Regions from separate parts of the Homo sapiens genome. Here region 2 is linked to region 1. A link is an interaction called in ENCODE POLR2A ChIA-PET data of the cell type or tissue named here. Cell type or tissue: PC-9. All regions are shown on one strand.

What was found. Peaks named below come from ENCODE experiments on the same cell type or tissue, not always from the same donor. Only the 100,000 strongest peaks of a DNase experiment are listed, where the experiment ranks them.
Region 2: POLR2A ChIA-PET joins it to region 1 with 6 read pairs; 2 of 35 experiments call an interaction of 5 or more read pairs at or near these places.

The regions. Positions count from the first base shown.
Region 1 is chr5:58,839,597-58,847,596 of GRCh38, forward strand. All of the region lies in intron 4 of RAB3C (RAB3C, member RAS oncogene family), which reads left to right. Among named protein-coding and RNA genes, the nearest start is that of PDE4D-AS1, 200 kb to the right of the region's middle. In PC-9, no CTCF peak of the experiment used is centred here; a DNase peak (open chromatin) is centred at 4,995.
Region 2 is chr5:59,054,390-59,062,389 of GRCh38, forward strand. The region is part of intron 5 of PDE4D (phosphodiesterase 4D); the gene reads right to left. The region is part of intron 1 of PDE4D-AS1 (PDE4D antisense RNA 1); the gene reads left to right. Among named protein-coding and RNA genes, the nearest start is that of PDE4D-AS1, 19 kb to the left of the region's middle. RefSeq lists a silencer at 7,040-7,240. In PC-9, no CTCF peak of the experiment used is centred here; a DNase peak (open chromatin) is centred at 1,532; H3K27ac peaks cover 1,695 bases.

The DNA.
Region 1 (8,000 bases):
CAACCTCAGGTGATCCACCCGCCTCGGCCTCCCAAACTGCTGGGATTACAGACATGAGCCACTGCACCCAGCCTGATTCCTTTCTCTTTTTTCCTTCATATATTGCCTCTACTAGGGAGTTTTATAGTTTCACAAGTTTTTATTATGTCATTTATCATCTTTTTACTTCCAAATGTAAGACTTCCTTGAACACTTCTTGTAAGGCCAGTCTGGTAATGATGAATTTCCTTGGTTTTTGCTTTTATGTGAAAGATTTTATTTCTCCATCATTTCTAAAGGATGGCTTTGCTGGGTATAATATTTGTGGTTGGGAGGTTTTTTTTTTTCTTTTGGTACTTTAAATATATTATTCCATTCCCTCCTGTCCTATAGGGGTTCTGTGAGAATTTCACTATTAATCTAATGAGGGTTACTTTATATGTGACTTGATGCTTTCTCTGTCTGCTATGATTTTATTAATTATGCTATCCTCATCTTTTCCCTTCTTTTCTGCTTCCCAAAACACTGAAAATATAAATATTTGTTCACTTAGTAGTGTCCCATAAGTCCTGTAGGCTTTATTTATTTATCTTTTTTCTTTTTTTTTCTGCTTATATTATTTCAAAAGCCCTGTCTTCAACTTCAGAAATTCTTTTTTCTTCTTGGTCTAGTCTGTTGTTGAAGCTCTCAATGGTAATTTTTTTATTTTAGTCATTGGATTCTTCAGCTTTAAGGTTTCTGTCTTGTTCTTTTTAATGATACCCATCTCTTTGTCGAATTTCTCATTCAAATCATGAATTGTCTTTCTGAATTCATTGAATTGCCTATATTCTCTTGTATCTCAGTTTTCTTAAGTTTATTGTTTTGAATTCTTTTTCTGGGATTTCACACATTTTCTTATCATTGAGGTCTGTTACTTGAGAATTGCTGTTTTTCATTGACAGTGTCTTGTTTCCTTGCTTTCTCATGTTTGATGTGTCCCTACACTGATTTCTATGCACGTGGTAAAGTCACTTCTTCCAATTTTATGAAGTAGGTTTCATATGAATGAGTTTTAGGGTATTGGTTTGGTAGAGTACATTGGCTTTGCTTCTAGGTGGATGCAACAGTGTACTCTCCATGTAGTTTCTTCAGCTATAATCCATACTAGTAGCATAAGCAAGTTTCTCAGTGGTCTAGGCTGAGAGAGTCTGTGGCACCAGTGGTGTGGCTTTGTAGGATTGGGGTTGCTGGGCTGTTTCTCAGGTTGGAGGCATATATATGCACACAGTGTGCTAGCTAACTTGGAGTCACTGGGGTTGGAGCTATGGTACTGTTACTCTTGCCACAGGCACAAGCATGCAATTGCTTGTCTGACCTAGAATTGTGCCTGCCAGGAGTGGTCCGTGGAACTATTTCTCAGGTCTACATGCAGGTGCAAGGCTCTTCAGTTGGCCTGGGGGTATGCCCACCAGGGGCAACCTGCAAGGCTGTTTCTTAGGCACTGATGGAGAGTACAGGACCATTGGGTAGGCCACAGCCATGTCTGCAGGGGGCAGGGGGCAGGGGCACTGCAGGGCTATTTCTCAGGTCCTGAGCACGGTCACATAGCGACTTTGCTGGCCAGGGGCAGATCAGCTGCTCAGAGACTCAGGTCCTCTCCCATTTAGGGGAGGGCATGTAGCAGTTTGGCTGGCTCAAGAGTAGAGTTGCCCTGGGCAAGATTGCTATACTCTTCCCCCAGCTGAAAGTGTAGTGACAGGAGTTGTTTTCCCTGCTGTGCAGGACCAGAGTCATAGCTGATTCTGGGCCCAGGCTCTGCACAGCTGGGGTTGTGGCATTCAGCTACCTGTATCAGCTTGTTGGAAATAAAATGGAGTCCCAGTGCTGGAGAGGTGCAGTAGATACTGGCCCCCAGAGAAGGGTGGACCCCAGAGGTAGCTCTGGTCTCAAGATGGTGCTATGCTGCAGAAGCTTGGCTCACAGGGGTGTGAGGTATGGGGAGTGCAAACCTTGTGCTCCTGCTACAGGGCAATACAGCTGCATGAATTCCTAGCGGCTCTCCAAAATGGGCTTAGGGTTTGCAAGAGCTTTGGGATTCTCCTCTTATAAGGACTGTAGGTGTTTGTGGTGGCAGTGGGGGCTGGTGGGGATCATTTTACATTTTCTCTTCAGTGGAAAGTCCTTCCTAACTCCAGGCAGATCTGATCCAGTTTGGATAGACAAGTCTGCAGAGATTGGGTGCTTCTACACAGCCCTATGGTGATTTCAAATCACCCTATGTGTGTCTGCAGTCTCTTGCTGCACTTAGCATTCTCCCTTTGACAAATCGTAGCTGTCTGTTCCTTGCCTTGGTCCTTTTCTACTCATGTATTTCTTATCCTATTGAGCTCTCACTATGTGCCAGGCATGTGATGTTAAGGGATACCATTGAGTAAGTACAATGCTCTTTATTGGGATACAGAGCAAGTAAACCTGTATACTCAGCCAACTCAATGCAGGCATCCTCTCATTTCCCCATTGACCATACTGGGCAGTAAATAATCTCAATCCTTGACTCTTTTTTTCCTTGACTTCACACAAATCAACTCCATTTTCTTTTAATGGTTTTACCTTGAAATTTTTATCATTTATTAGACTACTGATAAAAGAGAAGTCTTACCCTCCATCTGAGAAATTTGGAAGACACTCTAGTCCCTTGATGGATTTTGAGAAGTGTGCTGTTCTCACCAGAAAATCGTTTGTTCATCCTATCTTGGAGTGAATTCCTTCTGCAGATGGCTAATCTCATGGACTTTGTGGCACTTACTTAATAACTTTATTCTCAGTGGATGACTTTTTCTTGTCTCAATCCCAAATCCCAAAGATATACTCTCTTTGATGCCTGTAGGCACCTGCTTTCAGCTGTGTACAGACTGACCCATGATATTTCATCCGTGTAAGCCATTAGAATAGTTTTCTCCACTAAATCTTGGTACTATGCCCTATTGTCTCTATTTTACCCTTAACTTTACTTAACTGGCATTTGCATGGCTTGGCTTTATTTGACAAGGAAGTAGCCATCCTAAGAAAGATTCATCATCATCTCATCCTCTGCCTTGAGAGTTCAGTGAAAAAGCTAGCTGCTTCTGGAGAGAGTTCCTTTTCCATATTCAAACTTCATCAAGACAAGGGATGATTTAATTACGACTTTCAGAATTTGTCACTATATAAAGTAAAATCATTTGTATGAAGCTTCACATAGTGTTCTGTGTCTAGGCTGTGTTACTATTGAAAGGAGGTAGATATAGACCTCGAGAAGAATTTCTTGATTTTAAGAATTGGCAGATATTAGTACATATTAGAAAGGATAAGAAATCCCAAGAACTTGTAAATGAAGCCAACAGCTAGTGGAACACTGCCAAAATATAAGAAGATGGACATTAGGGATGTACAAAGGTTAAGAGTGTGGACTTTAGAGTCAGATTTTAGATCTTGTCCTGGTTTACCAAGTGTGTGACTCAACCATTTTCGCAACTGTAAAATGAGCCTTGTAAAGTCATCTACTTCATGGGGCTGGTTACAGGATTAGAAAATAAATGCAAAAAGGCCTAGCGTAGTATGTGCATATAGTATGTACTTAATAAATGTTAGTTACATTTAAGATTCCATATCCTTTGATATCACAATGAAATTTCATTCATTTGGGCCCTAGTAATTAAAAATGTATTACACTATTTGCTCTATTTCATATGTATCCTCCACAGCAAAAATAACTTCCTAATTGATAATGCATATGTTATTGTAACCTGAAAATCCTAAACAGACAGAAGTTATCAATGTTTTTGTTGACAATTCATAAATAGGCTGAGCTGGAAATTGTCTCCTTTATCATTGAAAGCCTATTGAAATGTTAAGAAGTTACAAGGTTATATTTAACCCATTTCAGAGAAAAAACTCTTTTAAAACACTTAGCACTCTTTGCATATAAGCAGCCACTCTGCCAATCATAAATGATCCTTATCTCTTTATTAAAACCAATATGACAGAACATTGACTTCTCAGCACTTTAATAGTTCTTAGTTCAGGTGTTGAAGTGTAACGATCTTGCATTTCTTCAAATTTTTTCAGAAATATGTCTTTCCTTGTGAGTAAATAGAGCTGGTTTAATTTGTTTTATATCATAAATTTCCCACAGGGCAAAACCAAAACGATATTTTGTGAAATTCCATGCTTGGTAAACTCCATCTAAAAATGATATGGCTGACAGAATTGTTCACTGGTTTAGTCACGTCATAACTAAAAACAAAGGAAAAGTGATTCTCTTTCTCTCCATTTCCCCATTAACCCCACTACTTCTCCCAGCCAATTAACAGAAATCTATTCTTTAATTAACCCTATAAATATATACACCTACTATATACCCACAAAAATTTCAAAAGTTAAAAAAAACCTTTTAATTAGCCAACATCTACTGGACACCTGCTCATGCTGGGCACTATGTTACTATCTCTAGAGATATGGAGAAGCACAGTGGAATGTACATTCTAATTGCGGAGCAAAACACACGTAGTATGGAGGTGGTCAAGGAATGAGGGGTGTTTGCTTTTGGATGCAAAGTTTCTTTCTGGGGGGTGATGACAATGTTCTGAAATTAGATCATGGTGATTAACCTTTGTACATCCCTAATGTCCATCTTCTTATATTATGGACCAGGATTTGTTAAGGCCATAGACTGACCATTGCATAGTTTCAGAATTCTAACAGAAGTAGGAAAATGCTACCATCTGGTCATGCCTGGCTAAAGACACAGACTCAGGGGCTGAAATACCATTTTTTTAGTAGCACTAGCCTTTGGTTGAGCTCCTATTCTTGCTTTTCTACAGCTTTGGTCTGCAATTTTGGCCCTTCTTCAGGCAAATTGATCAAAAGCCTTACCTCCCACTTCTCTTCCTAAAGCCTGTCTCTGGGCTGGGGCCCAGTAGAGGACGAGCTAATATGCCAGTTTGTCCTGCTGCTCAGCAATCCCTACTTCTGGCTCAAATGTCACCCACCCGGTAGCAGAATGACCTTTCCTTGCAGTTCTGGCCCATCCAGTTCCACAGGAAAGGGGAGACAAGACATTGCAACTGTAACTAGAATCTGGAAAAAGAAGATTTTCTCATTTAGGAGCTTGGGAATAGAAACTTAAGAACAAATCACAGATTTTTAACAATTGGAGATGAAAATAATTTATTGCAGTGTGACTTTAGTGGCTATTTCCTCTCTACAGAAAAAAAAATATCACTTGTGATTTTTCTTTCAAAGTAAAGTTTAAAAGATCAGAGTGCCCCAAGCGATGTTTCCCTGGGGTTAAAAAAGGAGCAACAGTGCCGCAGAACATCTCATAAAAACAAATGGCATTTCACAATATGGTGTAGCTATTGATGGGTGGAAATGAATCAAGTGTTTCCTGTAAGATTGTTGTAATGCACTGGAGAAAGCGGGGGAAGAGGTGGTTAAGTGTGCAATACTGTGATTGTGATTATTACCATTAACACAATGCAGTCACATGTGGAATGGAGTCCCCTAGGGTGCTCTGACGTTCCAGTACTCTTCAAGCGCCAGAGTGACATCCTGGAGCCTGCCACCTCAGTGAGCAGCACACTTCTGGCCTAAGGCCCTGCTTGCTGCCCTGTGGGTATCAATGTGAAAAGGCCTCAGCCTTCTCTGAGGCTTCCTTTGCTCTAAGGACCTCCTGGGAGCAAAGTGGACAGAAGAGTGTCGGCAAATCAGGCCTGCGCCACAGCCAGGAAGTGTGGGTTCATGTTCTTCACGTGCACCGGAAGGTATTAGAATGCCCTCCTTGAAAAGCAGCTGCTCTTTCATCTCCATTGAGACCAGAGCAAAAAGGATTAGATTTAAACACCTGTAAGAAGGGTTCTTGTTGAGCATGGGAACCATTTTGTGGTAGGGGATTCTGCCAGTCACCAGAATGGTTTCCCCAATCGGCCATGGGGTTTCTCAGAAAAATCTCTAAGGGCAACGTACATTCTCATTCATTTAGGACAGTGATTCTTACTATATATATATATATATATGTGTGTGTGTGTGTGTGTATATGTATATATACATATATATACATATAGGTATACATATATGTATATATGTGTATATATAGTTTTATAGAGGTATAATTCATATACCATAAAATTCACCCATTTGAAGTGTACAATTCAGTGGTTTTTAGTATGTTCACAGGACTGTGCCACCTTCATCACAGTCAATTTTGGAATATTTTCATAACCCCAGAAAGAAGCCCCCTGCCCATCAGCATTCACTCTGCCTTTTCCCTCACTCTCTACCCCAGCCTAGGAAGCTACTAATCTGCTTCCTGTCTTATAGATTTACCTATTCTGGGCATTTTTTATAAAATGGTCTCATATGAGATATGGTCCTTTATGTCAGGCTTTTTTCACTTGGAATACTATTTTCACTGTTCATCCATGTTGTAGCATGAATCAGTATTTGTCTTTTTGTGACTAGCTTATTACACTTAGCATAATGTCCTCAAGGTTCATTCATGTTATAACGTGTGAAAATTTCCTTTCTTTTAAAATTGAATAATATTCCATTGTTTATGTATAACACATTTTGTTTATCCATTCATAGGTTGATAGGCACTTGGATTAGTTCTACCTTTTGGCTATCGTGAATAATGCTGCTCTGAACATGGGTGTACAGAGGAGGGTAAATCTTAACCTTAAATGTGCGTAAGAAACCTCCCAAGGAGCCTGTTAAAAATGCATATTCTGAAGCCCCATACACCCCTCTTGATTCCCATTGTTCAGTATGTGTAGAGTGGAGTTCAGAAACTTTTAAGCACTTCAGGTGATTTGCTCTGTCACCCAGGCTGGAGTGCAGTGACGTGAACACTGCTCACTGCAGCCTTGACCTCCCAGGCTCAGTGGTCCTCCCACCTCAGCCTCCCGAGTAGCTGGGATTACAGGATTGTGGCACCACACTCAGCTAATCTTTGTATATTTTGTAGAGGTGGCGTCTTACTATGTAGGCCAGGTTGGTCTTGAACTCCTGAGCTCAAGCGATCCTCCCACCGTGGCCTCCCAAAGTGCTGGGATTACAGGTGTGAGCTATGGCACCCAGCCCATAATTTAGGTGATTCTAATGAGGGTGAACCTCCAATCCTATGAAGTCAGGGTGTAGAATCACAGCCGTTTGTCACTAGAGTGTAGTCTGGCTTACACTGCCTCTCTCTGCTTGCTCTTTCAGTGTCCACCATGAAGAGGACACAGGTTGGCTTTTGCTTCTGCTCCTCTTTCCTCAGCATAGCTAACATGTTTTATCAAACAAAACCTTTCCAAGCTTTTATTTGGTCCCTAACATCAGGTGAACCTGAAGGGATTAGTGTCCCGCTGTACCTGTAGTGGTTTTTGGAAAGGGTAGGAGTGACCCTTTCAGGATCAGGCATGAGGAAGCCTACAACAGAGATGTGCTGGACCACAGTGCAAAGCTCATGCATCTCACGAACAGTGCCGCCTGCCTCTGCCAAAGAGATTAGAAAGGCTTTGTTAAGGGAAGGATGAGAAAGAATGATCAGAGTTTCTACAGTTAAGTGAAAGGCTTCACTGATTTGCTGATGAAGAAACCTACATGAGCTGAAAATACTAATTCTGGATGATGTAGTCTGAGAGACAGGTGTTCAAGGCTGTAAGCTAAATCAGTAACTTATTTATCAGGAGGTCTTTGTCAGACTTCACAATCGGCTTGCTGTGTGACTTTGGGCTACTTATTTGATCTTGCTGAACCACACTCTTCTACCCAGTAGATTGGAAGTGATCTTCAAAGTTATAAGACTCTGTTTCTGAAGTATCATTGATCCAGCTTCCCACTGACGTTGGTGTGTACGAATGGGAGATTAAAGATTTCTCAGAACAAGCTCAAAATACTGAGAACTGATCTCAAAATACAGAGATACTGGGAGGTAACAGCCATAAAATCTGAGTTAGTGAAAGAACAAAGGCTGTAGTGGTTGCATTAGTGGTTATAACTTAGGCCATGAGCTT
Region 2 (8,000 bases), 210 kb after region 1:
TTTGAAGGCATGTGGATGCTGGCTTTCAGTAATATAAAAAAAATGTACAAAAAGGTTTTATACCTATATTTATTTTTAAAAGGTAGAGGAGAGCAGTGGACTCCTATTTAAAGAAACTCTTGTGTTTTATAAATAATAGTCATGGCAAAATTTGTTTACAGTCTTTAACAAACCATGCATTTCAGTATAAATTAAACCAATAAAAAGAATTATATATATAAAATAAAAAGGAAATGTATATATAGGAACAGTATATACCATACACATAAGAGTAAATATATATTCGAGCCAATACAGAGAATTGAAACATAATTTAACATGAAATAACATTTATCCTTACTATGTATGATTCACTCTGATGTTTTCTATTTTATTTAATTTTAAAGTATTAATTGTGACCCCTTAAATTGATTTTGAAATCTACCAATTGGTTTGAAAACACTGAGGTAAGAAATTACCTTGCTTAATAAATGTTAGTTTTGTTTCCCTCTTCCCTCTTCCTCCCTTTTTATAATTAAAAAACTCTCCCTCTACTTCTCTACTTCACGTGAGAGTAGAACACATAAAAAGATTTCAGTTAACTACTGTGCATATTTTTTGAAGTAATTTCTCCATAATGTGTGAGTTTTCTCAGGGTACTACAAGTTTACCAACAGAACACATAAAGCAGCGGCCACTCACTGAAATGCCTATAGGAGACAGATAGACCATATGAATGAATGAATGACATGGTTGCTGGGCATCCTGGTTGCAGTGGCTAGAACTGTGGAGGGTAGGAGCAGACCACCATATATCCTAGGCATTTCATTGGCAAATGAACAGGAGAAGGACACCTTTCCGTTTGGCCCTCATTTTCCTAGATCTTTCCTCCCTTCCTCTGTCAATCCCTCCTACATAGCCTATGTTCCCAAAGCACCCCTTGTATTATAATAATAATTATTATGATATCTGTCCTTAATCAAGAACTTATACTGGATTTTTAATGCCTTTAGGTCTTCCCCAAACTTCAGTTCATCTATTCGAAGTCCCTATAAAATCTACCTCCTTAGACTTGTCTGCCCCCATTATTCCCCTGTGGTTGACCTCACCTCCATCTCTATCTTTTGTCAGCAAGTTTCCTCAGAGTTCCCTCTCTGCATACTTGTTCATGCTGGGTTATTTGTTTTTGCCACTTGATCATCTAGACCTTTTTCCCTCTTTCCCTCCTTCTATTCAATTTCTGCCTTTCACTGCTGTACAAAGGAGGGGCAGGGAGGCCCTCCAGGGTGGAGGGAATCAGTCTTGAGATAACTGAGAGATTCAGGGTGATGAGTCCCAAAGTTGAAGAGAATCCACATACTTCTTCTGTTTTTGTTTTACCTAGCAAGGAGCCTTTTCTATAGACAAAGTTGGGAAACCAGAGGTTATGACGTGATTCATCTTTGCCTACTTAAACTTTAGCTTGATTCATCACTTCTCAACAAATACTTGTTGAACCCCACCAGTAATACGAGAAGCTTGGTATTCTATGAGGTGCTCAACTTCCAAAGCTTAGTTCAGAAGAATTCTGGCCTCAAGGCGTCTACCATCTAGAAGCAAACAACTAACAAATGAACAAATGCAGTGATTTCAAAAGAAATTAAGGTGTGCTGTGGTAGAGGCATGCACAGGTCAGAAAAGTTCAGAGGTTCCAGACAGGCTTCCTGGGGAGGATATCCATGCCCCGCCTCCACCTGGTAGTTCATGATCAGAGTTTGCAAGCTTGGCTGGGATAGAGGGAATAGCGTGTGAACCACAGAAGGAGTGGATCTGGTGGCTCAGACACGGCAAGAACCAGCTCATGGCACTAGGCTGCAGGCACACCATGCACAAAACAGTCTTTTCTTTCCCCAGTTCTCCAAATTCTCTAAAGTGGAAGCCTAGGGGTGAGGGTAAGAAGGAGGTAGGAAGCTACAACCACTGGAGCAAAGGACGAAAGAAGGGGCTTGAGTGTCTAAAAGTGCAGAAACTCAACCGACTGGACGCTGAGACAATGTTTAAAAAGGAGTTTTTTTGTTTGTTTGTTTTCTTGTGTTTTTTTTTACTTTAAGTTCTGGGATACATGTGCAGAACGTGCAGGTTTATTACATAGGTATACATGTGCTATGGTGGTTTACTGCACCCATCAGCCCAAACTAGGTTTTAAGACCCGCATGCATTCGGTATTTGTACTAATGTTCTTCCTCCCCTTGCTCCCCCAACCCCCACCAGGCCCCAGTGTGTGATGTTCCCCTCCCTGTGTCCATGTGTTCTCATTGTTCAACTCCCACTTATGAGTGAGAACATGCAGTGTTTCGTTTTCTGTTCCTGTGTTAGTTTGCTGAGAATGATGGCTTCCAGCTTCATTCACGTCCCTGCAAAGGACATAAACTCATTCTTTTTTATGGCTGCATAGTACTCCATGGTGTATATGTGCCACATTAAAAATGACTTTTTAAAGTGGCAACTGTGGGAGGCAAAGGAGAAAAAACAGGAGCTGCCAGATAAGGGAGTGAAGAGAACCCAGCACTTTGAGAATTCCGTTACATTTTGCAGCTTGAATTCTTCACTTTTTGCTCCCATTATGTGCCTCTTTCTCCTCTCCATGAACTGGGCCCTGTGGACCCAGGATCCTGCTGTCTTTGCAGGGCAAAGAATGGTTAGAAATGAATTCATTAAGGTGAGAAACCATTGCTGGCATAATTCTCCTTCACGGAAACCTGGCACTTAAATTTAACCTGTTTGGTTAGATCCAGCTCTGCCTCCCCCATTTTTTTCTGCAGAAACAAGGCTGGCAGATCCCTGTTCCTCTTAATCCTTGAATGGACCAAATGCTGGGTTATGCTGGGGCAGTGAGGGACCTTACAAACACTGAAATTTAAGAGAACAGTTTTTGGAGTAAGGCAGTCCTTGTTTCCAAATCTGAGCTTTGCCACTGATTGACTAGCTTGGCACCTTATAAAAGTGAATTAACCTAGCTTGTTTTCTAATTTATAAAATGGAGAAAGCAGTACCTATATCACAGTATGATTCTGAAAATTATTTAAATAGGACTATGTATGTAAAGCAGTGCCTGAAAAATAGCAAGTGGTCCTAAAGTCACTATGATGATGAATTTTATATGCAGGCACCTAGAGCATGTTAGGATTTTTGGGATCTTTCCCAGCTCACACTGAAGCTTCACTCTTCTCCAACAGTCTGTTATCCAATGCTGGATAACTGAGATAGTCTTCCCAGCATTTATCAATGTGGTTAGGAACAGTAATCCTGGAAAGCATTCTCAAATTATTTATCTAATTAAACAAGCAAACCTTTTTAGCCCAGACATCCTAAATCTCTGTAGCTTGTCTTCGCTGATTTGGTCAGAATAGCTCAGATGGTAGGAAGGGCTTTCTGGGTAGAAAAAAATAAATTAGCAGTCTGGAAAACAAAAGATCTCTGCTTAAAAGAGTCTCTAAAACAGCCTGATCAGCCTGTGTATTTTGCCATATTATCTAGCATTAGTAGGGGACTGGGAAAAATCCAGGGCTCCTTGTAGAGATAGAGACTGGCAAATATTATGTTTGATGCATGAGAACCAAATCAGAAGTTAACTCTTTAAGTTATTAAATCACTAAACAGTCTATCACAATTATGTGTTTATTACTAGACTGAATTTCTCTGGGGCTGGAACCATAATGAATTCATTTTTTGATCTCTGGTGCTAAACACTGGCTGTCATATACTAGGTATCCAATAAATGTTTGTTGAATGGAACTGAAAAAGCATGAAACACTTCCCCTGTTAAGGCTTCTTTTCTATAATATTTCCATAGTTTCTAATGCATCTGAGAATCATTAACTGGACTGTTAGAGGAATATGAATATGGTTGAGGGAGCTACAAACTTCATGCTCTGAGATGTCACATGATTAGTGTAACTTTTGTTCCAGGGGAGAGAAATCCCTAAGAGAGTGACTGTTCTCCATGCCCACCCACCCACAGTGTCCTATAGAGCCTTTCATTCTCCAGATGCCTATAATGACTATCACATTGATTTGTTTACATATCTATTGCCTTGTCTTCCTTATAGGTACAGAGTCCATACATCCTAATTGGCCTGGAACTTCCAAGGTCTATGCCTGTTATACCAGTGTAATTATGAATAGCATTGCCTTTCATTCTAAAAAGTGTTCTGGTTTGAATGCTAAATCATCTAGACACCCTACTTATGAGAGGGTTCACTGTACATCGTTTAGTCCCCCAACTCCCCTCCCCTTGGAAATCTGGGTACTACCCTCTACCGGGGGCTTTCCACTATGGAGGCAGCTCTCTCAATCACAGCATTCAGGAGGTGTAAGTCCACTCCCAACAGAACAGACACCTGTCTACAAAGAGACTCTTGGTGGAAGAAAAAAAAAAATCACTTCCGTAAGTTTAAGTCTTCCTTTTAAACTTGGGTCTCTTTTGCACATCAGAAACAAAGAATCTCTAATAATTACATCCCTAAATGTACTGAAGTCTAGAAGACATGCCCATTTGAAAACTCTAATCTAGTAATTAAAGCTTCTCAGGTTAAACTGCACCTTAATAATGTAGCTTATTTTGTCAAGATCAGTTAAGGCCCTGTAATGTGATTTGGAATAAATGGACAGACAGAAATTAAAATGTGCTGGACAAGGTAATCAGAAATCTCACTTCATTTAGTCAATAACAATGGCAATTCAGCGGGTTCCTTTTACTACTGGGATGTAATTGTGCTTGGCTTTAATTTCTTGTAATGATGGAACAAATTAAATTACTTCATACTTTTAGGAACATTTGGCTACATCATGTTTTGGTGCTTCCATAAACCCCACTGGAAATTAAATCAGCTCTGTGGTTGCTCATTCTCCCTCTTTAGTGCCATGTCTGCCTTCTGTCAGCAAAATGGTAATATTGTCTACCTTAATCCACCAGATGCAGTTGAGTTAAAAGAAATTACCTCTCCCACCTCTTTCCTTTCAAATCTCCCTATTTGTAGCTATCAAATTTTGGCATGCCTGCTGGAACACAGTCTTGTTAGAACAAGCACGGTAATTCTCTCGTGAGACTTTAGGACTCTCTCTACGACAAGGTCAGAATGTACCTGTGATTCAAATTTAGATGAGGATATGAGTTGGTAAGAACATGAAGAGCATCAGACAGTTTTCAGGACACCCACTACTTTTATTTTGTGCTATCAGTTTTTCCTTTCCCAAATTGCAGGTGGAGATGCAATCTTTAACGCTGGAAATCTCTTGCTATATGCCATTAAAATTAATTAGTCTAGCACATTTTATCTTTAGGCCCTTACCTAGGGCAGGTAAAATATTCTAGCACAAAATAACACAACTTTCCTGAACACCATGGCTACTAAGTTCATATGGTAAAGATTATACTATACATTACCTTGCAAATAGAGTGTTGCAGACTGATATTAAATATTTAAAATGTATGCAGGATTATTAATAGGCAACATTGTGGCAGAGACTGCTAAATGTCCCCTAATATTGATGCTTTTCTTCATCACTTGTTTTCAAATACCTGTTTTCATGTAAGCATGTGACTGCCCAAAATAGAGAAAATTCACAGCCTCCTTGGTTGCCAGGTGTTGCCATATAACTAAGTTTTGGTGAATGAGTTGGTAGTAGAAGCGTTATGTAGATATTATATGATGTGCTAGAAACTTCCCTTAAGAGAAATTTGTCATCTATCTTTTTATCTGCCTGTATTTATTGTTTTCTCTTTCCTACTGGCTAGAATGTGAAGTTGATGGCTGGAGTCGGAGCAGCCATATTGGATGGTGAGTTGAATTTAGCAACAGAGGCTACACCTCACAGTGCAATAAGATGGAAAGAGCACGTGTCCTTGAAGACTGTACTGGATAGAGGTGCCATATTAACCTCGGACTGCCAACTTTCAGATTTTACATGAAGGAGAAATATCTGTCTTCCTTAAGCCACTTCTATTTTAAATCTCTCTATTTACTGCTGAATAAAATCTCAACTAACGCAAACACCAATAACAAAAAATTCCTATTCACTCATGATATAGGATTATACCTTAGTCTTTTTTGTGTCATATATCTGTTCATTCACCATTTTTGCTTTGATGTTCAATAAACATCTCAAATTTAACATATCTATAAAAATTTTTTAAATTTTACGTTCAGGGGTATATGTGCAGGTTAGTCATATAGGTAAATTGCATGTCATGGGGTGCTGGTGTACAGATTATTTCACACCGAGGTAATAAGCATAGTACCCCTACAGCTTAGTCTTAAGAAGAAGTATGTTCACATAGGCCAGGCTGAGACTTGGATGTTGGATGACTTTCTTCCAGCTTACTCTGATTTGAATATATTGTGTGGTAGTAGATGGCTAAACTGCTTGCTCCAAAACTATCTGACAATGCTTTTTAGAAAGTCTGCCAAACAAAACTACAAGAATCACCCTGGAGCTTCCCTTAGGCTTCAGATATTTGTCTTCCCTGCCCTACTTGGAAATCATTCCAGCCTGGAAGTCATTGTGAGGAACCAAAAAATGGTCTCCCTACCATGAAGAATAACACTGCTTCCATTGTTGGGAGGCTCTCCTTCCTACAGGCACTGTCCCTCACTCATTAGACACTTGAATAATAAGGATGTTCATATATTTATTGGTGTTGGTATCAGTTAGACAGTTGAATGATACAAATGTTCATATATTTCTTCTTATTCAATAGTCTCACAAGAACACTATTCTTGTAAAGTCATTAAAAACTGGATGGTCTTTTCATAATTATTTCCATGATTTGTCATCTAAAGCCAGTGTTCTCTCCTCCTGTCAATCTGATAGCTTTAAAGCTAAGTTCTGGGTGGGTCCAAGTCATGCCTGAAAGGTTTATCAAATGACATATTGCAGTCATATGGTCGGAGCACAAACACCTCTGAATGTACAATATTTTAAAGCAAAACAGTTTATGTGTAAGCTCTATGAGGTTACGGACCATGACTATCTTATTTATTACCAAATCCCCAGCTCCTAGAACAGTGCCCCTCAATATAAATCTGTCAAATGAATAAACGAAGAGTTTGCCTGCAGTAGTAAACTTGTTATTTGCACACACTCGAGGCCCACCTCTATGTGTACATTGTCAGTGAGTCAGCCTCGTGGATGACTCTGCAGGACTGTCTGTATAACATCCACTACAGTTACCAGGGGACCCAATTTTCATAAATTGCTCCAGCATCACACCCTCCTCTTACAGAGACTCTTCCTGTCCATTCTAATCCCTGACACGTTGTCATCCTCACTCAGATTCCCCAATAGATAGAAATGCTGTTAAATATACTTGGGTAGAGAGGGATAGGCATGCTCAAACTCGTTTTGGGAAAAAAAATTGCAACTGTCAGAAATGTGTTAGCTATCTTCACAGATTATGAAACATAAATATCAATTATCTGTTCACAGCAGTGAAAGCCTGCATATTTTTTTAAGATAGCAAGTATAAAACGGCTATAAGTACCATGTTGAGTAGAGACCTACCACCGAAGTAGAGACCTTCACTGAAATAGTGAAGGGATGGTTGTGTTGCAGGGTCAGAATGATTACCCACTGGTTGACACTCCCTCCAGGACTAAAGGCAGCATCACCAGCGTCCACTCTGCTTCTCCACTGCTTACTGTTAAGGAGCAAGGCAATAGCATTATCTAAGTAGGAACTACTTCATTCTTTCAAAACCTGGAATCGGCTGATCAGAAGAAGAAAAACAGTATAAAAATACAGAAAGACAAGATTCTCTGGCTGTCCTAATGAATGCTAGCTAGCTATAATAGCATGGATAAGACATATAACCAAACATATAAGATCTATTAATTAAGGGGAATCTCTATTTGTATTAACTCATCTATTTTCTCTAAAACCAGTATTTAGTTATCTCCCATACATTGGCATATTGTGTATATTTGCAGAATTCAAAATGTTACTGATGTGACTTTTTTCCATCAGACATCTGAGCTATCCCT